Regions from separate parts of the Homo sapiens genome. Here region 2 is linked to region 1. A link is a contact called in ENCODE Hi-C or POLR2A ChIA-PET data. All regions are on one chromosome and are shown on one strand. The core of a region is the stretch at or near the end of the contact, and the rest is flanking DNA. Distances in the headings are between cores, read along the strand shown.

Region 1 (7,704 bases), core at 5,205-7,704:
TTCTTCAAAATTGTCTTGGCTATTCTTGGCCCTTTGTTGTTCTATATACATTTTGGTGTCAGCTTTCCCACTTCCATGAAAAGCCCTGGTGGGATTTTGATGGGAATTTGCAGTGAATTTACAGATTAATTTGAAGATGTGACACTTTTATGATATTAAGTCATCCACCTGGTGAAAGCCCTGTGAACCAGCCTGGCTCCCCCATCCTCCCAGCAGCTGAGGGGCCAACTGGCGGGGACTGTGGGTGCACGATAAAGGAAGGAAGCCATAAATACTGGCCATGGCCTCATGACCGGCTGCAGCCACAGAGGTCCCCTTCAATGTCCTTTGTGGCTTTGAGTTTTGCATAGTGGGAGGAAATTGTCTTTGCAAGGTGCAAAGTGGCCCCAGGAGGAAGAAAATGTAATAGAAGACAACTGCTCAACCTGTTTCTGATCATAAAAACTCAACAGTCTTTTTCTTTTTCTTTTTGCTGATTTATAAGATGAGGCCTGACATTTCTAAAACCTGAACCATTGAGGAATGGGGAAGACGAGTTTCACATTTCTCACAGCTTAGAAGGGGCGTTGAAGGGGTGTGTAAGCTTTTCCTGGTGTCTGTCATCCCAGATAGCCATCAAGGACTATGAGGAGTGAAAAAGAAGAGACTAGAGCTTTCGTGTTAAGGGACAAGAGCTTTTGTGTTAAGGGACAAAGGGGGTATAGGCAAGACTTCAGGTGACAACAGGGGGATGGGCAAAGGACCAATGCAGAAACAATCGTTACCTAGACCTGATCTTCTGGGTTTCCGGATGTGAGTTTGCTGCAGGGAGGCGCCAGCAGGACCGGACCCAGGGGACTGATACCGGTACCTGGGGTCTGTGTATGCCCAAGACCTCCCTGGTCCTCCGTGATGGAAACTGCAGACCATGTCTAATGCATCAGGATGGTATATGCCAAAGAGGGACCCTGAGACCCTGGCAGAGTGATGGAGAGTGGCCACACCAGGATGGCGGCGCGGAGGGTATTCCATGGCCCCTGAGCTGGGCCAGCAGGGAGAGAGGCCTGGGCCTGATGCGTCATTCATTGTGCTGCTTGCCTTAAATACTTTCACCTTGTCCTTTGCGTGCCCCACCAGCCGTGACTGATAGACTTTACTCTTTCCAGTTTAAATTCATGGAAAAAAAAGATTTCCAGTTCAAGACAGCAGGATACAACCTGAAACCCACTATGTCTTTCTCAAACACATCAAGACCAGAGAAGAAAAACTAGAAAAACTTTTTTTTTTTTTTTTTAAGACGGAGTCGCTCTGCCACCCAGGCTGGAGTGCAATGGCACGATCTCGGCCCACTGCAATCTCTGCCTCCCGGGTTCAAGGAATTCTCCTGCCTCAGCCTCCCGAGTAGCTGGGATTACAGGCACCTGCCACCATGCCCGGTTAATGTTTTGTATTTTTAGCAGAGACGGGGTTTCACCATGTTAGCCAGGATGGTCTCGAATTCCTGGCCTCAAGTGATCCACCCGCCTCGGCCTCCCAAAGTGTCGGGATTATAGGCGTGAGCCACCGCACCTGGCCTGTATTTCCTATTTAGCATTCTTTCCCTGTATTTCTTCTTTACTTTGTTTTCTTGTCTTCAGTTGAATTGAGGTTTTTGTGCTAGTCCCTTCTCCCCTACTATTGGAAGTTACACATTTTACTTTTATTTTTAGTGATTACTCTTAAATTTTTAGATCATACCTAAATTTCATGTCCAAGCAAAAGCTAATATCTCTATCCCCCTTCCTGAATATGAAGTGAAAACAAAAACAGAGTATATGTCCAGGCGCAGTGGCTCATGCCTGTAATCCCAACACTTTGGGAGGCCGAGGTGGGCGGATCACCTGAGGTCAGGAGTTCGAGACCAGCCTGGCCAACATGGAGAAACCCTGTCTCTACTAAAAAAAAAAAATAAATAGCCGGGCACGGTGGCGCATGAGTGAGCCGAGAGTTCACGAGTTCGAGAAAAAGTAACAATTTGGCCAGATTCGGTGGCTTACGCCTGTTATCCCAGCACTTTGGGAGGCTGAGGTGGGTGGATCACCTGAGGTCAGGAGTTCGAGACCAGCCTGGTCAACATGGTGAAACCCTGTCTCTACTAAAAATACAAAAATTAGCCAAGTGTGGTGGTGTGCACCTGTAATCCCAGCTACTTGGGAGGCTGAGGCAGGAGAATCGCTTGAACCCAGGAGGCAGAGGTTGCAGCGAGCTGATTGCACCACTGCACTCTGGCCTGGGTGGAAAGAGCGAGACTCCATCTCAATAAATAAATATTAAAAAAAAAATCACCTAGAAACAGTAACAGGTATTGTCAGGATGGTCATAAAATGTTATTACTTTCTTCTTGCTTTTTTGGTATTTCTTCAATTTCAAACACAGGAAAAAAATTGATGTTTTTCATTTTTCAAATATAATATTTGATTACAATATTGAGTAAGTCCCTCCCTTGAGAAGCTCTATGCTGGGGGTTGGGGAAGATCTGATCGTGCCTTACTCACACTGGGCCTGACAATAGGTGCTCAAGATAGTTGTATGGGGTTGTTGTAGGACCAACAGGTTTGTATGCCCATATGTATGCAGTAACAGACCAATTACACTGAGATAGCAGGGTTTGCAGCAGAGAAAGAGTTTAATGATTGCAGGGCACCAAGTTTGGAGATGGGAGGAGACCTTCAAATCCATCTCCCCAAGGAGTTTTGGACTGAATTTTTTAAGGAGATTGTGGAGGGCAAGGGGCTGGAAATTTGGGATTGTTGATTGCCTAAGCAAGGGGCATGAAATAATTGGGATTGGAAACCGCATTCTTTGGTGAGCCAGCTCCTCATGGGGACCAGTTGAGTCAGTAGTTTTATCAGCATGCAGGATCTGAAGGAATACTTCAAAAGGAAAATTTAGCATTTCATGTTCAAGTTGTTATTTATACAGCAGTTAAGGGCAGCTATAATCTAGGGTCTTTGTCACTCCGGGACAACAGGCACCAACCAGCCATGAGGAAGCAGGTCAGAGAGCAGCTGACCTCATGATGAATACTGAGTATGCTGCAGGCTTGGTTTATTTTCATCTTTTCCCCCTACTTCTTCCCTAATTTGTAGGGGTGGGTTGCCCCTACACACCTGTGGGTGTTTCTCGTAAGGTGGGACGAGAGATTTGGAAAAGAAAAAGACACAGAGACAAAGTATAGAGAAAGAAATAAGGGGACCCGGGGAACCAGCGTTCAGCATATGGAGGATCCCGCCAGCCTCTGAGTTCCCTTAGTATTTATTGATCATCTGTGGGTGTTTCTCGAAGAGGGGGATGTGTCAGGGTCACAAGACAATTGTGGGAAGAGGGTCAGCAGACAAACACGTGAACAAAGGTCTTTGCATCATAGACAATGTAAAGGATTAAGTGCTGTGCTTTTAGATATGCATACACATAAACATCTCAATGCTTTACAAAGCAGTATTGCTGCCCGCAGGTCCCACCTCCAGCCCTAAGGCGGTTTTTCCCTATCTCAGTAGATGGAGCATACAATCGGGTTTTATACCGAGACATTCCATTGCCCAGGGACAGGCAGGAGACAGATGCCTTCCTCTTGTCTCAACTGCAAGAGGCATTCCTTCCTCTTTTACTAATCCTCCTCAGCACAGACCCTTTACGGGTGTCGGGCTGGGGGACGGTCAGGTCTTTCCCTTCCCACGAGGCCATATTTCAGACTATCACATGGGGAGAAACCTTGGACAATACCTGGCTTTCCTAGGCAGAGGTCCCTGCGGCCTTCCGCAGTTTTTGTGTCCCTGGGTACTTGAGATTAGGGAGTGGTGATGACTCTTAACGAGCATGCTGCCTTCAAGCATCTGTTTAACAAAGCACATCTTGCACCGCCCTTAATCCATTCAACTCTGAGTTGACACAGCACATGTTTCAGAGAGCACGGGGTTGGGGGTAAGGTCACAGAATCTCAAGGCAGAAGAATTTTTCTTAGTACATAACAAAATGGAGTCTCCTATGTCTACTTCTTTCTACACAGACACAGTAACAATCTGATCTCTCTTGCTTTTCCCCACACTAATTGGTTTTATAAAGTTTATAGGGACGGTTGTAGGGTGGTTGCAGAAAGCTTCCTGGGGGAGGTGACGTCCAAAGGGCTCCTAGGAGGACTAGGGCCAAGTTGGGAGGAAGACAGATCCTCTGGTGCAGATCCAGCTTGTATGGGCAAAGCCAAAGGAGCTGGAACTGGGGAGGTTGACAGGTGGCAGCACAAAGGACCTTGAATGCCAGGCCAAAGGGTCTTGAGCTTTGTTCTGAGGGCAGTGGGGAACCACAAAAACTCTCAGGCAGGAAAGGGGCAAAACGGGTCTGAGATTTATAATAATCCCACTGTTCCATGTTTGCAGAGAAGGGGCTGGAGGAGCCAAGATGTGAGGGTGGGAGGCCCCAAGGATACATTGTTAATTTCAGGTGAGAGATGACAGGGCCACAGCCATCTATCACTGTGCAGGGAATGTTTGGAAGGTAAAGTTGACCAGATAGACACAGTGGATGTGGGGCCAGTGGGACAGGGAGGAGCCCTTGATACCTCTTGGCTTGTGGCCTGGAGGCTGGCTGGGGAGGCTGATATACAGAGTGACACAGGATGGGATGGGTGCTGAGGAGGTGAGAGCCAGGACCTGAGATGCTGCAGAGAAGGCTCCTGGGAGATGACATCAGAGTGGATCTCCTTCTTCGCTTGAGAAGCCTGGCAAGTAGGTGCTCCAGTGGGTGGGGACCAGTGGGGGATTTGTTGTTAGGAGACCTCAGGCCGAGTTCTGGCAGTTGTGTCATCCTGGGCAGGCCACTCAGCAATGCTGATACCCTGCTTCTGAAAACAGGGCTCATCATTCCTGAGGCTGGAGTTTTGGAGGATTAAGGAGGTAACACATGGCAAGTGCTTGGCCCAGAGCCTGGCACTGAATGAACAGAGGATCCTTCCCTCACTCTCCGTTTTCCATCCCCCCTCATGCCCAGCATCTCCTGTCCCCAGCATCCCCAACCTGCATCTCCCTCAGCCTGTATTCCTTTGACCCAGTTAGAGACAGATGAGGAAGGAATCCACCCGCTGGGCTGGCTCTGACCTGCCCCCCTTCTTCTGCCCCAAAGGGAGGGATCCGAGGACTCAGGTCTGAGCCCGGATTAGCTGTGTAATCCCCAGCTTTGCCTAGGCAACCTCTTTCCCTGACCAAGAGAGGGGGCCTGCGGCTGGCAGCCAGGACTCCTGGGCTCTGGGCCTGATACTACTCTATCTGTCTGGGAAACCTCAGACAGGGAAGAGATTTCTTGGTGCCTCTCTTGGGAATGTCACTGACGTCCACAGTGACTGTCACATGCGTGTCAGTTGTTCTGTGGGTTTGCTGTGTGCGGGGCACTGTGGAAAGGAAGAAAGGCCTAGATTCCAGTCCAGCTCCACCACTCAGCAGCTTCATGCCCACAGACAAAGGACAAAATCCCCCTGAGCCTCAGTTTTTTCGTGGACAAAATGGAGTGAACACCTTGTGGGGCTGCTGTGGGGTATGTGAGAAAATAGCTGCAAAGGAGTTTTGTAAACAGCACGTTTTAGAGAGATCAGGAAGGATGATTACAGCACAAAAGAACAGAGATGGTTCCTCACCATGAGGACTGGAAAAGAGCTGGGGAGAGCAGGCCAAAAAGGTCACTCTTATCACGAGGACCACAGCAGAGGGTTCCAGGAAACTGAAAAAGACGAGTTCATCAGGCTTCCAAGACCTCCTGGGAAGGCAAAGGACAGAGGGACCTCCTCAGGTCAGGGGAAAACCGAGGGAGGGGGACAGCCACACAAACGCCCTAAAGTCTAATGACGGCAGAAAGGGGTCTTGGGGGACGGGGGTGGGGTTCACAGCAGTGGCCTGGGCGTGATGACCCTGGCGAAGGACGGGGTCGCAGAGCCCTTAAATCCTGGACCAGTGGCTGATTCCAAAAGCAGCAGGGACCATGCCAGGATTTTGGGCAGAAGCAGAAAGTGCTGGACTCTCCTGACAAGAGCTGAGAGAACTCAGCGGCGCCAGCAAGAGTTTGTGCCGTGCACTGACCATCTGCATCCTCTCTGCCTCACCCCAGCCTAGGATTCCGTGACAGGCCCTCTGGGAAGAACTCCGCGAACAACCCCCTGCCTTGGAGTCTGCAATCCTTCCTCGAGCACACGGACGCCCGGGGTGGGGAAGCCCACAGTCTGGCAGGGCTCGCACTGGGCAGAATAATTGCAACGTAGTCATGAGGATCGGGCTATGACCTGCCTGACTTTTCACTCCTCCCATGATACACCGATGCATACCGCAGGTGCACACTAAACGCCGAATCTATAGAAAGTGGAACACACCAGGACCCAGCAGAAGGCGACATGCGAGGTTTGTTTACTTGTGGCATCAAAGGCTGGGAGCCGGCGAGCTAAGGAGGGAGCGAAAGAGCGAGCGGTGGGGACAGCCACCGCTAAATGCCAGCCCGGTGGAGGGAGGAAGGCGGACCCCAGGCCGGTGGGACCACATCTCCCAGAAGCCCCGGCGCCAAGGCACTGGCCTCTCAGTCCTCCCCCGAGGAGGCGGGGCCGCTGGCGAAGTTGAAGGGGCGCAGCGATACCGGTGCGCGGCGCTGGCGTCGGGCGCGTGACGTCTTTCCTGCGCGCCACCTAGCGTCTCTATCGCGCCAGTTCCTCAGCCTCAGTGCTATGAAGGTGACAGCGTGAGGTGACCCATCTGGCCCGCCGCGATGCTGGCAACACGGCGGCTGCTCGGCTGGTCGCTTCCCGCGCGGGTATCTGTGCGTTTCAGCGGCGACACGGTGAGGCCCAGCCTGGCTGGGGCCACGGGTGTTTGGGGCCGGGTGTCGCGGCCGCGCCCGTGCACGAGCAGTCCCTGGGGTCTGTAGTGGCCTCTGGAGAGCCCTTCTCCCCAGGCCAGGCGGGAAGGCCCCCGCTCCGGCCTGGTTGAAGTAGGGGAACGGGTCCCAACGCGGGGCCGACTCCCTTGACCCTCTGACTTGCTGGCTTCCCTTGTTTTACAGTCCTCGGCCTGGCGGAAGTTTTGCAGGTTGTGAAGACCCCTAGTCTTTCATTCTCTCCTTGTCACAGCCTTGTAGGGCGTGAAGGGGTCATTGCCCCATTTAGGGATGCGCACCTCCTGATTTCCCGTCCACTGCTCTGCGCCCTGAAGTGGCTGAAAAGTGCTCTTAAAAGGATGGGAATCCCGTCGCCCTCAGCTGGTGCGCTCTCCACTGGGTCGTGGGGCTCCTCATTTCATCCTAAGTGAGCCCCTCCATCACCTGTGTGTTAAGGAGGCATTTCTTTCCCATCAGTAAACACATTTCGCCTCTTCGGCCGAGGTAGGAATATAAAAGGCCCCTGGCCTACCCAAGTTTTGGTCCAGCAGGGGAGCCAGGCCGGGAAAGGGCCAAGCTGCCACACTCGGCTTGTGGGGCTGTGTGGTGCCGTGATGCAGCTGTGGGTTTGGCCACCGACAGACCTGGGCTCAAATTGGACCTGCTGCTTTTGACTGTGAGACCTTCCATAAGCTCCTTTTGCTCCAAGCCTCAGTTTTCTCCTCTGTGAAACAGAGAAAATCGTTCCTATCAGAGTTCTTATGAGGATGAAATGGGATTTTGGATGTAAAATGCTTCCATCCAGTACCTGCTAAACAAAATGCTTACTAATGGCCGGGCGCG
Region 2 (7,704 bases), core at 1-2,500, 140 kb before region 1:
AGGGTTGGGTCCCCACCTGGCCCTAACCTGGTGCCGACTCCCCCATCCGGCTCCGGAGAGGCCTGGGCTCCATCCTCATCGTTCTCCAGGTTCTGTTGCAGAACACAGGTCTCAGGGGGGTTGCTGGGCTGGGGCCCTTCCTCACTCCCTCCCGGGAAGAGAAAAGCAGGCCTACACAACCATTTGCCTGGCCGCCTGGCAGCTGTTCACCTGGCCCTCTGCCCTCCCCGCAGAACGGGTTTGGTGATTCACAGAAACCAGGTAGGAGGTGGGTGGATGCCAGGGCTTTGGGGAGCAGGAGCCTGCATAGATCCCAGGGAAAGGAGAGCTCCCAACTTTGGGTTAGGGTGGAGCTCTCATTCAGTGGCCTAGAATGGGAGCTTGGGAATTGGGGTGCCAGGAAAGGCCAGGCCCAGAGTTCCCAGGTTCAAGGCACAGGGTTCTGGTCCAGGTCTCCAAGAAAAGCAGCCTAGGGTTGGTGGAGGTTTTCTGGGAAAATGGGTTTTTCTGGTTTAGTGGGAGCCAAAGGGTGGGCAAGGACTGGTCATGTGAGAGGAGCTCCAGCTCTTAGGGGTGGTGGTGGGATTAGGGAGAGGGCTTTCAGAATAGAGAAAGGCGTGCGGGTTCCCATCAGCTTAGCTGGCCTGGGGCACAGGGGATGCTCCTGCGTGTGGGGCAAGGTCTGGTTCAGATACAGAGGAGCTCCCCCAACCCAGCGGGGGCCAGGTGCGAGTAGCCAGGATGAGTGGGGAATCCGGTTGGGTTCCCCAGCTGGAGCTGAGGGATGAGCTCCCGGGCCCGGGCACTGGGCTCTTCCCGGCTGGCTGGGGCCCGGTATGGGAACCGGGAGGGCCTGGGCAGGGCTCTGGATCAAGAGTCACGTCCGCGGGGCGGGGGGGCGGTCTCGCGCTTCAGCTGGGGCCTCTAGGCAGATGCTTCCCCGAGTTGAGGCCTTTGGGGCCCGGCCTGGGGTCCCGTCCGGCCGGGGGCAGGGGGTTAGGTGGGCCGGGCGGTTCACCTGGTAGCGCAGCCGGGACTGCTTGTCCTCGTCAGCCACCTCGAACCGGGCCCGACGCTCGAAGTGCAGCGGCCCAAAGCGCGCGACCCCGCTGGACTCGGGCCCAGGGCCCCCGTCCTCCAGGGACAGCTCGAAGGCATCATCAATGCTGAACTGGGGCCGGGCGGCGCTCATGGCCCCGGCCCGCTCAGGCGCCGTGCGCCGCCGCCATCTGCGCCCACACACCCAGCGTCGCCGCTGCCCCGCCCCCGCATGCCCCGCCCCTCCGACCCTGGCTCCGCCCCACGCGCCGGTCCCGCCCCCGTCCGCCCTAAGCAGGCCAGAGTTGCCGAGCCCTGAGCGGGCTGATGGGTGGGAGCCTCTTCCAGACGGAGCGCGCCCGCCCCGTGACGCCACTCAGTGGCCGCCATGGCAAGCGACAGCCCGTGCCGGGCTCGGACACATCCCCCAGGCGTGTATGTGCGGGGGCTTGGAGGGGCTTCCACGCCCCAACCTCCAGGTCCCTGACAGGGCCTTTTGCACCGCAGCCTGTTCCTCGAGTGCCAAGGAGACTCCTGGGAACTGTTTCCCCACCTTACTCACAACAGCCCCGCACCGGAGGGGTGCTCTCCCCATTTTTGCAAATGTGGAAACCGAGGCTCAGAGAGCTTATGTGTCTTCCAATTTCCAGTCAGTCTCCACGCAGCAGCCGAAGTGATCTTTTAAAACAAATCTTTTTATCTGCGTGTGTTATTCTGAAAACCCTTTTTAAAAATTTTGCTGCTGGCCTGGCTCGGTGGCTCACTCCTGTAATCCCAGCACTTTGGGAGGCCGAGGCGGGTGGATCACTTGAGGTCAGGAGTTCAAGACCAGCCTGGCCAAAAGGCGAAACCCCGTCTTTACTAAAAATACAAAAATTAGCCGGGCGTGGTAGTGCATGCCTATAGTCCCAGCTACTTGGGAGGCTGAGGCAGAAGAATTGCTTGAACCCGGGAGGCAGATGTTGCAGTGAGCCGAGATTGAGCCACTGCACTCCAGCCTGGGCGACAGAGCAAGACTCCGTCTCAAAAAACAAAACAAAACAAACAAAAAAACCTTCCCTTGGTTTTCCATTGCACTTAGAATAAAATCTGAACTCTTGGCAGGGCACGGTGGCTCACACTTTGGGAGGCCAAGGAGAGTGGATCACTTGAGGTCAGGAGTTTGAGACCAGCCTGGCCAACATGGTGAAACCCAGTCTCTACTAAAAATACAAAAATTAGCTGGGCACGGTGACCAGTGCCTGTAATCCCAGCTACTTGGGAGGCTGAGGCAGGAGAATCGCTTGTACCCTGGAGGCAGAGGTTGTAGTGAGTGGAGATCACACCACTGCACTCCAGCCTGGGCAACAGAGCAAGACTCCATAAAAAAAAAATGAACCGTGGTGGGGGGCGGTGGGGGTGGAAGAGCAGAAGTACTCTATGAATTAGGTGGACCTGGTTTCAAATCCCCATTCTACCACTTGTAAGTACTTGGGACTTTGGCAAACCCCTCATTCATTTCTGCCACAAGTATTTATTAAGCATCTATTTAGGGCCAAACACTGTTTTGGGCACTATAGATACAGTGGTGAATAAAACAGTGCAAAATGAGACAGTTTCAAGTGCTGTGTGATGCAAAACTGACTTTAGATTTCGTACTCAAAGATGACCTTTCCAAGAGGTGACATTTGAGCAGGAATGCCGATGATGAAGGAGCCAGCTGTGAGAAAAGCAAGGTTCAGTGTTTTCCTGGCACCAGGGAACAGCACGTTCAAAGGCCAGGAGGTGGGAAGGAGCTTGGCCTGTGGAGGAAGAATGTGAGAAAACCAGTGTGGCTGAGCAGCAAGGAAAGGGGCAGGCCGACTTGATGAGCCTGGGAGGAGTAGATGGGCCCCAGAGCCTTGAGAGCTTTATGGACCTTAGTCAAGAGTTCTTTTTTGTTTTTGTTTTTTTCGACACAGGGTCTCGCTCTGTTGCCCAAGCTGGAGTGCGATCTCAGCTCACTGCAACCTCCACCTCCTGGGTTCAAGTGATTCTCCTGCCTCAGCCTCCCGAGGAGGCTGGGATTACAGGCATGAGCCACAGTGCCCTGCCTTATTATTATTATTATTATTATTATTATTTTTGAGACAGAGTCTCGCACCGTCACCCGGGCTGGAGTGCAGTGGCAAGATCTCGGCTTGCTGCAACCTCCGCCCCCTGGGTTCAAGCGATTCTCCTGCCTCAGCCTCCCCTGTAGCTAGGATTACAGGCGTGATCTGCCCACCTCGGCCTCCCAAGGTGCTGGGTATGAGCCACCACACCCGGCCTCATGTTCATTTTATGGCCTCATGTACAGAGCTGAGTCAAGTCTACTTCTGTTTGTTACACATCAACACTATGAATAAGGCCCCTCTCGAGTTATGTTAATTCACTTACCCTCTTTCACTTCCCAGGTTCCTTCCTCTCCCCTGCCTTCCATCAGACCCATGTCAGCATGCTCAGTCGGCGTCCTTAAAGCCTGCCTGGCTCTGTACCATGTATGGCACTGTCTCCTATGTGGATGTGTTTGCAATTTACAAACATGATGTCATGCAGAAAATTCAGTTCTGTTACTTACACGTTTACATTTTTGCTCTCGATGCTGTTTTCCATATGCATTTGTTTATTGTTTCTACAGGCTACATGCATGTTGTACCATGTTGAGTGTCTAGCACCTTTATGATCCACCTCACCTCCACAGTGTTGTACACTCAAACTGGCCTCAACCCCGCCATCACAGGCATCACTGCAGTTAACATCTTCCTGCTGTCCCCTTATGGACTGTGGGAGAATTCCCCTTGGGGTAGGATTTCCAGGTTATAGGGCACACGCACTCATGACTTCACAGGGTACCACAGATGCTCTCCTGAGTGGCTGTGAGAGTTGACACTCCACCTGAGGCTTCTGGTTCTCTCAGGACTTGGTACCATCCAACTTTTTAATGGCTTGCCGATCTGATGAATTTAAAGTGGTACCTCATGTTCCTCTGGGTTCTCTGATGGCTGGAGAGTTTGAGCTGCTCTTTGTGCCCTTGTCAGCCATTGGGTGTCCCTTGTCTGTGAACTGGCTTTTCATATCTTTGGTCTTTCTTTTTGCTATTGGGTTTCTAGCCTTTTTCCACTAATTTGCATATCAACATATCTAATCATTAATTCCTTGCTGGTTTATGACCTTGCACATATTTCCTATCTGTCTGTCTTTGACTCTTTGTCTAACATGCTCTCAAAGAATAATCACTCCTTTTCAGGCTGGGTGCAGTGGCTCATGTCTGTAATCCCAGCACTTTGGGGAAGCTGAGGCAGGAGGATCACTTGAGGCCAGGAATTCAAGATCAGCCTCAGCGTAGCAAGGCTGATGCAGGGCAGGTGATCCCCAAAATTGGGGCTTAGCCCAAGAGAGTGCTTGGCTTCACCTGGGAAAGAATTCAAGGGTGAGCTGGTGGTGTTAGACAGCAACTTAAACATTTTTTAAAATTTTTTATTTTTTTAAGACTGAGCCTTGCTCTGTCGCCCAGGCTGGAGTGCAGTGGTGTGATCTCGGCTCACTGCAATCTCTGCCTCTTGGGTTCAAGCGATTCTTCTGCCTCAGCCTCCCAAGTGGCTTGGATTACAGGCGTCTGCCACCACGCCCAGCTAATTTTTGTATTTTTAGTAGAGACAGGATTTCGCCATTTTGGCCAGGCTGGTCTCCATCTTCTGACCTCAGTTGATCTGCCCACTTCAGCCTCCCAAAGTGCTGGGATTACAGGCGTGAGCCACCGTGCCTGGCCTTATTTTTTACTTATTGGAAAGCAACTTTTACAGAAGCAGCAGCGCACAGCAGCAGCACAGGCGTCGCTCCTTGTGGAGCAGGGCCATCCCACAGGCAGTGTGCCCCCAGCAGCTGCTCAGAGGCAGTTCTGCAGCCATATTTATGCCCACTTTTAATTACATGCAAATTGAGGGGTGAATTATCCAGAAATTTCTAGGGAAAGAGTGGTAACTTCTGGGCCGTCAGGTCATTGCCACCGAAGGGGGTGGTAACTTCTAGGTGTTGCCATGGCAATGGTAAACTGACATGCACTGGTCTTACGGGTCTTAGGTCTTATGGAGAGGTGCTTTCACCTCTTCCCTGTTTTATTTTTTTGAGACGGAGTCTCCCTCTGTTGTCCAGGCTGGAGTGCAGTGGCACGATCTAGGCTCACTGCAACCTCCACCTCCTGGGTTCAAGCGATTCTCTGCCTCAGCCTCCGGAGTAGCTGGGATTACAGGCATCCGCCACTACACCCAGCTAAGTTTTGTATTTTTAGTAGAGATGGTGTTTTACCATGTTGGCCAAACTGGTCTCAAATTCCTGGCCTCAAGTGATCCACCTGCCTCACCCTCCCAAAGTGCTGGGATTACAGGCATGAGCCACCATGCGCAGCATTCCCTGTTTTAGCTAGTTCTCAATCTGGTCTGGTGTCTGTGTCCCACCTCCAGAGCTGAGTCCTGCCACCTACCTCATTCCTCGCTCAGAGATTAGATACTCCTTCTTAATCTTAAGAGGGCAGCGGAAGGGCAGAGATCCATCTTCTGTAACTGCTTCCTGTTGAGTTTATGGGCATAGCCCCTTCCTAGCACTGGAGAGGTAAAAATCTCCAGATACCCGGTCGGGTGCAGTGGCTCATGCCTGTAATCCCAGAACTGTGGGAGGCTGAGGCGGGTGGATCACAAGGTCAGGAGGTCGAGACCATCCAGGCCAACATGGTGAAACCCTGTCTCTACCATCCTGGCTAACACAGTGAAACCCCATCTCTACTAAAAATACAAAAAATTAGCTGGGCGTGGTGGCAGGCCCCTGTAGTCCCAGCTACTTGGGAGGCTGAGGCAGGAGAACGGCGTGAACCCGGGAGGTGGAGGTTGCAGTGAGCTGAAATCGCGCCACTGCACTCCAGCTTGGGCGACAGAGCGAGACTCCGTCTCAAAAAACAAACGAACAAAAAAAAGAAACCCCGTCTCTACTAAAAATACAAAAATTAGCTGGGCATGGTGGCAGACGCCTGTAATCCCAGCTACTTGGGAGGCTGAGGCAGAGAATCTCTTGAACCCGGGAGGTGGAGGTTGCAACGAGCCAAGATCTCGCCTCTGGACTCCAGCCTGGGTGACAGAGCGAGACTCTGTCTCAAAAAAAAAAAAAAAAAAAAAAAAAAAATCTCCTGATACCCGATCTAAGGGTCCAAAAGACAGGATACTTTCATTACCCAGGTCAGTAGATGAATGGGTCGGAAGCCTTGTGCCAGCATTGTGTTTACCTGAAACTGTTGCAATCTCAAAGACTTACTAAGAGTTTAAACAACCACAGCCAAAAATTAGGAATAACAAGATGGCTATCAAAGGTCCTAGGAGAGGTAAAAAACCAGGTGAGACTCGGGAAGGCATTTTTGATAGTTGACCAGATATTGCTGGGGTTGGTGCTATGGTTCTATCTATGTAGCCAAGTAGCTTGTTCATAGATCTTTCGAATGTTAGCCTCAGTCTGTTTGGAGCTGGTAAGACATGTGCAGCAGGTTTTATTAATAACTGCACAAACTTCACCTTGTTCAGCTAGTAAATAATCTAATGCTAATCTGTTACAGAGAACTATGTTTGCCAAAGAGTCTAGAAATTCTTGAATTCCCTTTAAGGCCTGACCCGTGTTGGTGGCTAAGGATTCTAGGGTTTGAGTCAAGTTCTTTACGGTTGACTCGTGGTAAGCAAGGCCACCCTAGGGTGCCACCAGTCCTATTGTTGCCCTGATTCCCGCCAAAATTAATCCTATTGCTCACTTACTTCTGCTGTTCTTGGGTCTTATGGGGTTATAGACTGTGACCTCTGGAGGGGCAAGGGTAGCTATTGTACATTCGCCTCTGTTCCAAGTTTTTTTTTTTTTTTTTAGACAAAGTCTCAAAAAAATTAGCAGGGCATGGTGGTGGGTGCCTGTGGTTCCTGCTACTCGGGAGGCTGAGGCAGGAGAATCGCTTGAACCAGAAGGCGGAGGTTACAGTGAGCCGAGATTGTGCCACTGCACTCCAGCCTGGATGACAGGGCAAGATTCCCGTTTTTTTTTTTTTTTTTTTGAGATGGAGTCTTGCTCAGCCACACAGGCTGGAGGGCAGTGGGGTGATCTCGGATCACTGCAACCTCTGCCTCTTGAGTCCAAGTGATTCTCCCGTCTCAGCCTCTCGAGTAGCTGGGATTACAGGTGCCCACCACCATGCCCAGCTAATTTATATATATTTATATAATATATAAATATATAATATATATTATATACAATATATATTATATAATATATGATAATATATATAATATACATAATATAATATATTATATATATATTTTTTTGAGATGGAGTCTCTCTCTGTCGCCCAGGCTGGAGTGCAGTGGCGCAATCTCGGCTTACTGCAAGCTCCGCCTCCCGGGTTCATGCCATTCTCCTGCCTCAGCCTCCAGAGTAGCTGCAACTACAGGCGCCCGCCACCACGCCCGGCTAATTTTTTGTATTTTTAGTAGAGACGGGGTTTCACTGTGTTAGCCAGGATGGTCTCGATCTCCTGAGCTCGTGATCCGCCCGCCTCTGCCTCCCAAAGTGCTGGGATTACAGGTGTGAGCCACTGCGCCCGGCCAATTTTTATATTTTTAGTACAGACGGGGTTTCACCATGTTG

Evidence for each region. A loop is a pair of places that touch in the nucleus more often than their neighbours do. ChIA-PET counts read pairs that join two places held with the same protein, here RNA polymerase II (POLR2A). Pooled maps may share reads with other maps.
Region 2: a loop to region 1 is called in a map of naive thymus-derived CD4-positive, alpha-beta T cell, with 11 times the contacts of the local background. The contact joins the promoter of TMEM134 here to the promoter of NDUFV1-DT in region 1. A Hi-C loop is called at or near these places in 1 of 168 maps with a recorded cell type or tissue (naive thymus-derived CD4-positive, alpha-beta T cell) and 13 of 50 pooled maps. POLR2A ChIA-PET finds 5 or more read pairs at or near these places in 5 of 52 experiments (PC-9, Panc1, activated B cell and 1 more).

What each region holds. Positions count from the first base shown.
Region 1 is chr11:67,600,252-67,607,955 of GRCh38, forward strand. It overlaps NDUFV1-DT (NDUFV1 divergent transcript), which reads right to left and starts at 6,455. Exons shown (of 3, transcript NR_130935.1): 1 at 6,368-6,455; 2 at 5,642-5,760; 3 at 2,629-4,852. It overlaps NDUFV1 (NADH:ubiquinone oxidoreductase core subunit V1), which reads left to right and starts at 6,685. Exons shown (of 10, transcript NM_007103.4): 1 at 6,685-6,825. The coding sequence starts at 6,754. RefSeq lists enhancers at 406-455, 3,237-3,922, 4,609-5,294, 6,194-6,253, 6,634-6,763.
Region 2 is chr11:67,468,001-67,475,704 of GRCh38, forward strand. It overlaps TMEM134 (transmembrane protein 134), which reads right to left and starts at 1,251. Exons shown (of 7, transcript NM_025124.4): 1 at 1,019-1,251; 2 at 28-92. The coding sequence starts at 1,192. RefSeq lists silencers at 836-975, 1,186-1,325 and enhancers at 863-1,487, 1,476-1,655.